2 separate regions of the Homo sapiens genome follow, and region 1 is linked to region 2. A link is a contact called in ENCODE Hi-C data. All regions are on one chromosome and are shown on one strand. The core of a region is the stretch at or near the end of the contact, and the rest is flanking DNA. Distances in the headings are between cores, read along the strand shown. Region 1 overlaps ITGA6 (integrin subunit alpha 6). Region 2 overlaps METAP1D (methionyl aminopeptidase type 1D, mitochondrial).

Evidence for each region. Hi-C counts contacts between places; a loop is a spot of excess contacts on that map. Pooled maps may share reads with other maps.
Region 1: a loop to region 2 is called in a pooled map, with 3 times the contacts of the local background. The contact joins two enhancer-like sites. A Hi-C loop is called at or near these places in 2 of 168 maps with a recorded cell type or tissue (CD8-positive, alpha-beta T cell and naive thymus-derived CD4-positive, alpha-beta T cell) and 6 of 50 pooled maps.

What each region holds. Positions count from the first base shown.
Region 1 is chr2:172,458,656-172,464,042 of GRCh38, reverse strand. All of the region lies in intron 1 of ITGA6 (integrin subunit alpha 6), which reads right to left. Among named protein-coding and RNA genes, the nearest start is that of ITGA6-AS1, 4.7 kb to the left of the region's middle. Within about 2 kb of position 1,387, at least 17 of the 41 ENCODE cell types and tissues checked have a DNase peak (open chromatin) inside an H3K27ac peak, as active enhancers do.
Region 2 is chr2:172,010,495-172,015,879 of GRCh38, reverse strand. All of the region lies in intron 1 of METAP1D (methionyl aminopeptidase type 1D, mitochondrial), which reads right to left. Among named protein-coding and RNA genes, the nearest start is that of METAP1D, 13 kb to the right of the region's middle. RefSeq lists an enhancer at 2,287-2,366. Within about 2 kb of position 2,684, at least 3 of the 41 ENCODE cell types and tissues checked have a DNase peak (open chromatin) inside an H3K27ac peak, as active enhancers do.

The DNA.
Region 1 (5,387 bases), core at 138-2,637, 450 kb before region 2:
CAGCACACACCAAGGTACAGAACTGACACACAGACTTTTAAATTAGGAACTGGAGCAGTGTCCTTGGTGCCTGAACCTTCTTGACAGAGGACAGAGGCAAGGCCGGGGCCACAAGGGTCCCCACAGGTCTGCTCCACTCCTATTCCAGTGATGTCCCCGATCCCAGGAATGCCAACAAACAAGTACCTGGGAGGTGAACTGCCTAGACTATAAGGTGAATGTGTTAAATTACTGTACTTGGCAGATGTCAGAGGTGGAGTCATGTGGAGGGTGCTGGAAGGGATAAGTGGGGTGCCAGGATCAGAGGCCCAGAACCCCAGGACTTTCACACTGGAAGCCCCTGAGAGAGACCAGTCCTCCAGTTTTACAGATAAAGAAACAGAGGCCTTGAGGAGCTTAATTACTCATCCCCCAAGATCTCACAGCTAGTGGGTGGCCATGACAAAAATTATCTTGGTGCAATGTTGTCTCCATTTCTTTACAAAGCTGCTTAGGAAGTAAAACCCAGGATTTCAAGTTTACAACCTAGTTGAAAGGGCAAAACTTACACAAATAAAACATCACAACCAAAACTGTTCTGTATGCTGATAAAAGTTAAGATAATAGAGCCAAGTAGAGGGGAAGGAAGAAAAGCATTATTGCAGTTGGGTGGAGTGAAGGCTGGGTAAGAGATTTCCTGTAAAGGTAACCACCAGCAAAGAGAAGCCTAGAAAAAGCAGCACAGGAGTCCCATTGTCTTAACTGTGTGTCTTCCTAACCACTTCCTCTTCTCACCCACACCCAAGGTGGCTACTAAGTTACCTAAGGCAGGCACAGGGCTTATTTCCTGTTTATCCCATTCCCACATTCGTTCACCTATTCACTCAACAAACGCTGATTAAGAGCCTCCTAGGATGAATAAGGAATTGCCCCCACTCCTCAATCTCTGGCCTGGGGAAGCCTGATCCGTGAACAGGTCATGAGGTCATGAAACCACAGGGAGCTAGAGGCAATGAGAGGATGGTACAGAGTGCTGTGGGCACCAGCACCTGCTGGAGAGGAAGGGAGGATGTCACTAAGAGATGACAGCGGGACTGGAGGTGGCCAGGTAAGGAACACAGCATATGCAAAGGCTGCAAGGGAAGGAGCCAGAGAAAAGGGAGAAGAGGGACACAATGGGTGACAAGAAGGGGTCGAGGATCAGCAGCCTGGTCAGCAGCGCTAAAGGACGAAGGGTCAGAGACCCTCTGAACCCCAGGCTTCTGTAGCCTGCTGTGTCCTGCAGGGTACAGCTGCTTTTGGGTGTCCTGTGGTTTAAAAAGCTGTGGAGGTTGTCCCATTTACATGCCCAGTCCCTCAGAGTGGGTTGGCTTCCCTCAGCCTCTATCTGCCACTTGTTCTCCACTCTCTGTAACTAATACGTGTGGGACAAAGAATAGGCATTTAACTCGAATTTGTTGGCTGGTTACAGGGGCTGTGGTGACAAAATTTCACAAATGCCCACACCAAGCTCTTGCAGAAGAGGTCCTCGTGTCTTACATGCGGCGGCTACTGCAGATGACAGCAGACCACATGGCAGGATGGGGGCAGCAGGCTGGTTTGGGGAAAAAGGACAACAGATTCGAAAAGAGACCTGCAAACGACAAGAGAAATGTACCCACAGAGAATAACGTTAGCTGTTGCACCGCCTCTGGGCGAGCTCAGCCTGCACATGGTCCTGGCACTGTCCTTCCTCCACCTCAGGTGGTCCCACAGGGGATGGAGGAAGCAGGAGTGTTCCACCGCCCCTTGCAAATCCCCTGGGCAGCCGTGGGAGGAAGAGCTGACACCCAGCAGCAGAGGGCGCCCCTGCTCCAGTTGCGCCCGGTCTCCTGGGACCCACCGCGATAAGGTGGCAGAACCCATCACCGAAAGGTAAGGTAAAGCTACACCTTGATGAGAGAACACAGTAACCCCAACCACATTCAGCAACTGGAGGCGCCTTCATCCTCAAGGTAAAGCTGCCCTCCCTGGTTTGGGAAACAAGCAAAGGCTCTTAATTCGCCTGGAACCAGCCTTAAAGGCAGGAGATCACAGCCCATTAGCTGAGGCTGTGCCTAGCAGGAACAATAAATAAGGTAAATAGAGCTGTGTCCAAACAATGACAGCAGAGAACAACCTATCTACTTCCTAATCTAGGTCATTTAGGGTCTGGGTGCTGGTCTAAGCTGTTCAGGACATGGTTGGCTCCTGAGCTAGCAGAGTGGGTACAGGTCCAGGAGGGACAGTCTACACCTAGGAGGACCCTCAGCCCACACAAAATCCAATTTATGCTCAAATTCCAGCTTTCTTCCCTTTCCCTCCAAGGCCCTTAAATGCCAAAAACTGGGCCCAGGCCACCCAGATGGTTCAGTGTGAAAAGCAGGTACTCTCTGGGCACTACCAGGATGCTCACAGCAACTCCTAGGACCAGGGCAGCTGCAGCACTCATTACTGACCATCCCAGTACGTTTGAAGGAGGAAAGAGCTATGTGACAACTCGACCTTCAGAGCCACAGGGACCAAGGGATATGAGTTAGGGCCTTTGTAGGGAGGTGATAGAAATTAACAGAGCAGAGCCTGAGAGGTCTATTCCCATATGCGGTCAAGGCAAGAAAAACTAAACAAAGGGCAAGAATCTGGGTGTGAACTAAGATCATTTCAAAACCGGCCAGTGGACAATGACCTCCACTGAATTTTAAAGCTGCACCGAAATAAAAACTGCCTTGGGATTTCAGCATATCAGAAACCCACACTTAAAAGGCAAAACTCAAAACCACAAAATCATCTTTAACGATAAGAAATAAACACTGAGATACTAAAATGGAATGTAAAAATCTAACGATATAAGTATAACAGTAACTGGGAATATGATATAAATTCAGGTCTTTGGAGTCTAATCAGAGCTCTGGGCACAGAGACTCAGGACTCACTATCATGCTATGAACACAAGGTTATTTCAAAATTCTTCAAGTAAGCCACATCCGTTTCATATATTCAAGTTCTCCCCCAAAGAGAGCTGGTATACTTTTGCATAAATACTTCAAATCAAAAGTTCTAAACACTGGGACACTTTTAAAACTCCAAGAACAATGGCAGCTTTGCTTCACTGTCTTTGGCAATAATTCATTTCCTCAAGGATTAAAGATTCTGCCCCTAGCTATGCAAGCTGGTCAGAGGAAACATGAAATATTGCACCATTAGAACAAGAACACTATTATTGCTTAATTTAAAACACAGCCTGCTTAGTTTGTCCAAATTAAGACCTAAAAAGTTAGAAAGTAGCATTATGTGGCAATTGTGTCACCTTTACATTTAACCCATTTTCAAACTCAGAATTTAATTTTTGCTAAAGTAATAAGTACAAATGATAGGAAATCAAAAAATAAAAGACTTAACGGTAGAAAGCAACAGATTCCAAACTCATCCCAAGCCCCACACTCCGGACAAACCTCTTACTTTTCATTCTGGATTTACTTCTCCATAATTCTGGATTATTATATATGTATTGATTTATCAGCTTTAGGCAATAACTGTTGGCCCCATAATATGAAAAGGAAAGAACAAACTGCCACCTCCCATCCTATGTTTAATAACTAGATTTAGTTCCTCTATTTGCTACTCTGAGTTTTAAAGATTTAAACCTCTATTTTCCCTTCAACTTTTGACAGAAATCTTGATTCCCTAGTTAGTGAGACAAAGCTATGAGCATTTGGATTCTTCCTTCCAAACTTTCCTCTTAGTTTCTCCATGTCTTGCTATCTACCAGCTACACCTTTACACTTACAGGACCTATTACCACTTACATTTTGACTTTTAACCACAATTCAGTCATCTATTCTTTTACATAGCCAAATAAGTATTACTCAGTGCTGAACCAAACTGTATTCTGATTTTCCTTTTTCTGTCTGGGAGCAGTATCAGAAGCCCTCAGCCTCAAAAGAAACTGTTCCTAGCATTAAGGTCAAACAGACTTGCTATTCTTACATTCTATCAATTGCTTTGTGTACTTCACATTTGGACCATGACTCTTGCTTTCCTTGGCTTTTCTCATTGCCTTTCTTTTTTCTTCTATTGTTCACCTTTATCCAAGCCTCAATCTTCTCTAAGCTCCCAAGCCATACCCGCGTTAAATCAGGATCTCATCTTGGCTCACACTCCCTTCTCAGAGCCCCTGGACCTTTCTGCAGCAATGTAGACCTGATGTTCTGCCGGGCCTGCTACACAGGATCATGCTGGAACAGCCCTTCATGGCTATCCTGGGGTAACTGGATTTGATCTGGGATCTGATGTTCCCCCTTGTTTGAATTACTTTCTTAAATACTGTCCTAATAGCATATGACAGGTAAACTGAGTGTGACTCTGCATATACAAAAATGTCTTTATGCTGCTCTCACTCTTGATAGTTTGGGTGTAAAACTCCAGGTTGAAAAACATTTTCTTCAGAACCTTGATGGCACTGCTGTAATTAATTCTAGTATCCAGTGTTGCCAGTGGAAATTCTGGTGTTAGTCTGACTCTCAAAAGGGTAACTTCTTTTTTTTGAGACAGTCTCTCTCTGTTGCCCAGGCTGGAGTGCAGTGGCATGATCTCTACCTACTGCAACCTTTGCCTCCCGGGTTCAAGTGCTTCTCATGCCTCAGCCACCCAAGTAGCTGGGATTACAGGCATGTGCCATCACGCCTGGCTACTTTTTGTACTTTTATTAGAGATGGGGTTTTGCCATGTTGACCAGGCTGGTCTTGAACTCCTGGCCTCAAGGGATCCGCCTACCTTGAGGCCCCAGCTACCTCAGTCTCCCAAAGTGCGTGAACCACCGTGCTCCACCACGTTCTCTACTTTACCCAAGGCATTCTCAACAGCATGATGGTGAGCCTATGTGGGACCTCTTTCACTCCACAGACTTAGGACATGAATTTCCTGGAAACTCTTTTTATTGTGTGTGGATCGTTTCATTTGTATGTTTTCTGTCCTCTTTCTGAAACCTCTGTTAACTAGTCAGGTGGTGAACCTCCTGGGTTAATCTACCCTTTCTCTCATTTTCCCTCCTTCTCTGTGGTTCTGAGATTTTTCAACTGTATTTTCTGGTATTTATACTGACATTTTTAATTTCAGTAGTCACATTTGCAGTCTTCAAGAGCTCTTTGTTCTGACTGTGCCTTTTACATAACAGATCCTAATCTTATTCTGTGGGTTTAACATGTTCCCAAAATTCTAAGCATTTTGCCTAGAAGTTTTCCTACAGTTCTTTGTGTTCCTGGATTATCTGTTTCTTGTAGTTTTTCTGTTGGTTTGCTTCGGCCATTGCCTTTTATGCTGCTAGCTCTCATCACATGCCTGATAATCCCTGTTCTCTTTTGTTCTGATGTTGTATAAAAAGGTCCATTTCT
Region 2 (5,385 bases), core at 1,435-3,934:
TGGGCTAAAGCAATCCTCTACCTCAGCCTCCCGAGTAGCTACATGCACATGCCACCATACCCAGCTAATTTTTAAATGTTTTATAAAGATGGGGGTCTCACTATGTTGCCCAGGCTAGTCTGGAACTCCTGGCCTTAAGCGATCCTCCCATCTTGGCTTTCCAAAGTGCTGGGATTACAAGTGTGAGCCACCATGTCTGGCCACAATGTACTTTTTCAAAGGTCACTTGACTGCAGTGTGGAGAATAAACTGGAGGAAGTATAATAGTTTAATAGGCAGTATTTTAATGACCATACAACAGCCCATCTCAACTTATGAATAAATCATAATTTACTGAATCATTTCTCTATTTTATTGGACATTTAGACTATTTCCAGTTCTTTGCTAATATTAATATAAGCGACACTGTAATAAACATTCTTGAACCTAAATCTTTGGCAGCATCTCTAATTATTTTCTTTCTTTTTTTTGAGACAGAGTCTCACTGTTGCCCAGGCTCGAGTGCAGTGGTGCAATCCCAGCTCACTGCAACCTCCACCTCCTGGGTTCAAGTGATTCTCCTGCTTCAGCCTCCCAAGTAGCTGGGATTACAGGTGGGCGCCACCATGCCTGGCTAATTTTTGTACTTTTAGCAGAGACGAGGTTTCGCCATTTTTGGCCAGGCTGGTCTCAAATTCCTGACCTCTGGGATTACAGGCGTGAGCCACCACGCCCGACTTAATTATTTTCTAAATATAGATTTCTAGAAGTGGAATTAAGTAAATAAGTTAAAGGGTATGAAATTTTGTGGCTATTTTATAAAAATTGTTTTTAAAAGATAAAGATTTTGATCATTAAATATAAAAAATCTACTTTGCAAAATGGATATCTTTTCACCTATCCAGTCAAATTATATCAGCGGAAATGTGCTTTAAAAAGATGAAAAACTAGGCCAGCGCAGTGGCTGACGCCTGTAATCCCAGCACTTAGGGAGGCTGAGGTGGGCGGATTACAAGGTCAGGAGTTCGAGACCATCCTGGCTAACATGGTGAAACCCCATCTCTACTAAAACTAAAAAAAAATAGCCGGGTGTGCTGGCGGGCGCCTGTAGTCCCAGCTACTCGGGAGGCTGAGGCAGGAGAATTTCTTGAACCCGGGAGATGGAGGTTGCAGTGAGCCGAGATTGCACCACTGCACTCCAGCCTGGGCAACAGGGCCAGACTCTGATTCAAAAAAAGAAAAAAAGATGAAAAACTATCTGGATGTAAAAATTACCACATTGTAAAAAATAAGTGGCAAGATAGTCATCAAAACCAATACTGTCCAACTTCTTGGTCAGAACAGGCCACATTTTAAACAACCAACATGTCAGAAGCAGGCTATGCCTCTGAATCAAATGACTACACCTTTGGGACAACCTAAAATAATCCCAATGTAATGTAATATGCTAAGTATATATCTCTTTGTGTTTTTATAATAATAAATTTCTGACCAGGCACGGTGGCTCATGCCTGTAATCCCAGCACTTTGGGAGGCTGAAGCAGGCAAATCACCTGAGGTCAAGAGTGCAAGACCAGCCTGGCCAACATAGTGAAACCCTGTCTCTATTAAAAATACAAAAATTAGCCAGGCATGGTGGCAGGTGCCTGTAATCCCAGCTACTTGGGAAGGCTGAGGCAGGAGAATCGCTTGCACCCAGGAGGTGGAGGTTGCAGTGATCCTGCTACTGCACTCCAGCCTGGGTGACAGAGTGAGATTCCCTCTCAAAAAAAAAAGTAGTCCAGATGCAGTGGCTCACGCCTGTAATCCCAGCACTTTCAGAGGCCGAGGCAGGCAGATCACTTGAGGTCAGGAGTTCGAGATCAGCCTGGCCAATATGGTGAAACCCCGTCTCTACTAAAAAATACAAAAAATTAGCTGGGCATGGTGGTGCGCACCTGCAGTCCCAGCTACTCGGGAAGCTGAGCCAGGAGAATCGCTTGAACCCAGGAGGCGGAGGTTGCCCTGAGCCAAGATCACGCCACTGCACTCCAGCCTGGGTGACAGAGCAAGACTCTGTCTCAAAAAAAAAAAAAAAGAAAAAAAAAGTATAATGTTTCTTTGTTATAAATATATTTACAAATTGGAAAAAATGCTTCATCAGACTGTGTCTCCCAATGCTGTGCATGGTCACGTTCTGCCAAGCAAAGCTGTCATTTTGCTCTCTCTATTCTCTCACATGTGGCCTCTTTCACACGCAAATTTCCCTCCTTTGTTCCTCATTTCAGTGACCAGCATCTGCATACCCAAGCCCCTTTATGTCCTTGCCTACTTCTTCTCCCTGCCATCCTGTCTTTGTATACAGGCCTCACCACCCTAATATTGACATATTTATTTTCTCTCCCATGGATGTGATCCCCCTCTCTCCCACACTACTTCGCTCTCACTTTCATCTTCCCTCAGACTCCTGAGACCTGTCACCTTTCCTCTCCCTTCTCTAATAACTCCTGCCCCCGGTCCTAGTTCAGGGAAGAACTGTTAAGTCAAGAAATCTGCCAAGGTGGCTGAGGGGACAACTGGGGCAGATGCGTAGATGCTGGGCATGAGGACACCAGGTGGCCAGGCTGGGTTTCCCAGGCCTCTGAGGCAGGAGGGGGTGGACCTGAACTAAAAGATGGGGCCAACGAAGCCGGGGACAGAAGCCAAGTCCTGCTGCTCGACAGCCGGAGCGCACACACAAGCCACCCGGAAATGCTCTGTGGCCTGGATGGGCTCTGAGAGTTGCCAGTTGGACATACTGACCTAGACAAGCAATTAGCTGTGTTCAAGGTCTGCTGCACAGATCATATACTCTTGTAAACTAGGCTAAATCCCCTGTTAAGAGTTACTGATTTTTCTTCCCCTAAATTCTCCAGATTTACAGTCACAATAAGAATTGGAAAACAAATCAGACAAGGGAACTGAACATTTGACACATACCGAACATGAGACTTAATGTTCTTTTATGTACTTTTGGAAACAAACCAGGTATTCAGTGAACACTGGGAGATCTAGTAGGTATGTTTAATGAGAATTTGTACCGGGAAGGAATTTGAGATCAAGGTCAGGAATGATTAATATGCATGCAGGAAGTCATCAACATTTAAGCATAAGCAGTATGAATCTCATTAAATCTTCAATAGCTTCCTATTGCCTGAAGGAACTGGTGGCATTCTAATGATTAAAGCAGTAACATTAAGGTAGAAAACAACATTAGAAAATTAATCTGACCCTCATGAAACAAGCTACCCCAAAATACTAAGCCACAAAAACTGGCTTTGCGAGACTGTCTTCCGCAGCTGTGATTTTTCTTTAAAGTGCAGCATCTCCTTCCGTTAAGTTAGAAGGCTTTGGTAAAAGTGACCAGTGACAGAGGTGTTCAAGGGCTCTCTTTTTAAAATCTAGGTAATTGATACTCTCCCCCACGCTTCACCCCATGGTGAAGCCATCACGTTGCTATCTAGCTGTTTGTCCCGTCTCCCACTCACTAGCCCCAGAACAGCCTTCTCCTGCTGTGTCCCTCACTCGCTTTTCTGATTGCAGTGCCCCTGCGCTCGGGCGATGTCCTGAACAGCTGCTATGCACAGAGCATAAAGTAGGGGAGAGAGGACAGAAGACCACAGAGAGGAGTTGTCCTTTGAAATATCAATTCTTAAAGAGGTTGGTATTCAGGAGCATCAGCTAGTTTGAGGAGAATAAGGCCAGGGAGCTCTTTTCTCTCCTGACCTATTTCTATTTGATCTTAATCATAATCTTACTGACAGAGACAGGGTGTGTGGGACCCCACGTCCAGAATGATCACAATGCTGACTCAAAGGAAAAACAAGGTTGTGATAATATAGACTCTAAATGTGAAAGATAAAAGGGATGGCAAGAGTTAACTTTCATAAAGGAATATTTCAGTACTTAATAAACGTTGTCTTGTGGATGTGGTAATTTTACCACATCCTTACCAGTTTCTTTGCTTCCCTCTGCATCTAAACATAGCCTATTTCAAAACCAAAACAAAATATATGTCCGCAGAAAAACACATACACAAATATTCATAGTAGCATTATTCATAAGAACTAAAAAGTAGAAATGACCCAAATGTCCACAAACTGGTGAATGGATAAACAAAATGTGATATATCCATACAGTGGCATATTATACAGCAATAAACTGACACATGCCACAATAGGGATGAACCATGAAAACATCATGCTAAATGAAAGAAGCCAGTCACAAAAGACTGCATGTTGTATGATTCCATTATATGAAATGTCCAGGAGAGGCAAATCTATAGAAACAGAAAGATTAGGCCGGGCGCGGTGGCTCACGCCTGTAATCCCAGCACTTTGGGAGGCCAAGGCAGGAGGATCACGAGGTCAGGAGATCGAGACCAGCCTGGCTAACACAGTGAAACCCTGTCTCTACTAAAAATACAAAAAATTAGCTGGGCGTGGTGGCGGGCGCCTGTAGTCCCAGCTACTCTGGAGGCTGAGGCAGGAGAATGGCATGAACCTGGGATGCGGAGCTTGCAGTGAGCCGAGATCGCGCCACTGCACTCCAGCCTGGGCGACAGAGTGAGACTCCATCGCCAAAAAAAAAAAAAAAAGAAACAGAAAGATTAGTGGTTGCTTAAGGATGAGGGGATGGGCAGATTGGGGAGTGACTGCTAATGGGTAAGAGGTTTCTCTTTGGGGTGATAAAAATGTAAAACTGATTGTGGTGATGCTTGCACAACTCTTTGAATATACTAAAAAATCACTGAATTATACACCTTAAATAGGTGAACTGTATGGACTGTGAATTATATCTCAAAAAAGCTGTTAAGATTGAACAGACAGGCTGGGCGCGGTGGCTCACGCCTGTAATCCCAGCACTATGGGAGACTGAGGCAGGCAGATCACTTGAGGTCAGGAGTTTAAGAGACCAGCCTGGCCAACATGGTGAAACCCCACCTCTACTAAAAATACAAGTTAGCCAGGTGTGGTGGCATGTACCTGTAATCCCAGCCACTCGTGAGGCTGAGGCAGGACAATCGCTTGAACCTGGGAGGCGGAGGTTGCAGTGAGTGGAGATCGAGATCATGCCACTGCACTCCAGCCTGGGTGAAAGATCAGAGACTTCATCTCAAAAAAAAAAAAAAAAACATTGGGCAGGTGAATCACTTGAGGCCAGGAGTTCAAGACCAGCCTGGCCAACATGGCGAAACCCTGTCTCTTACTAAAAATACAAAAACTAGCCAGGCGAGGTGGCACACGCCTACAATCTCAGCCACTCGGGGGGCTGAGGCAGGAGAATCACTTGAACCCGGAGGCACAGGTTGTAGTGAGCTGAGATTGCACCACTGTCCTCTAGCTTGCGTGACAGAGTGAGATTCTGTTAAAAAAAAAAAAAAAAAAA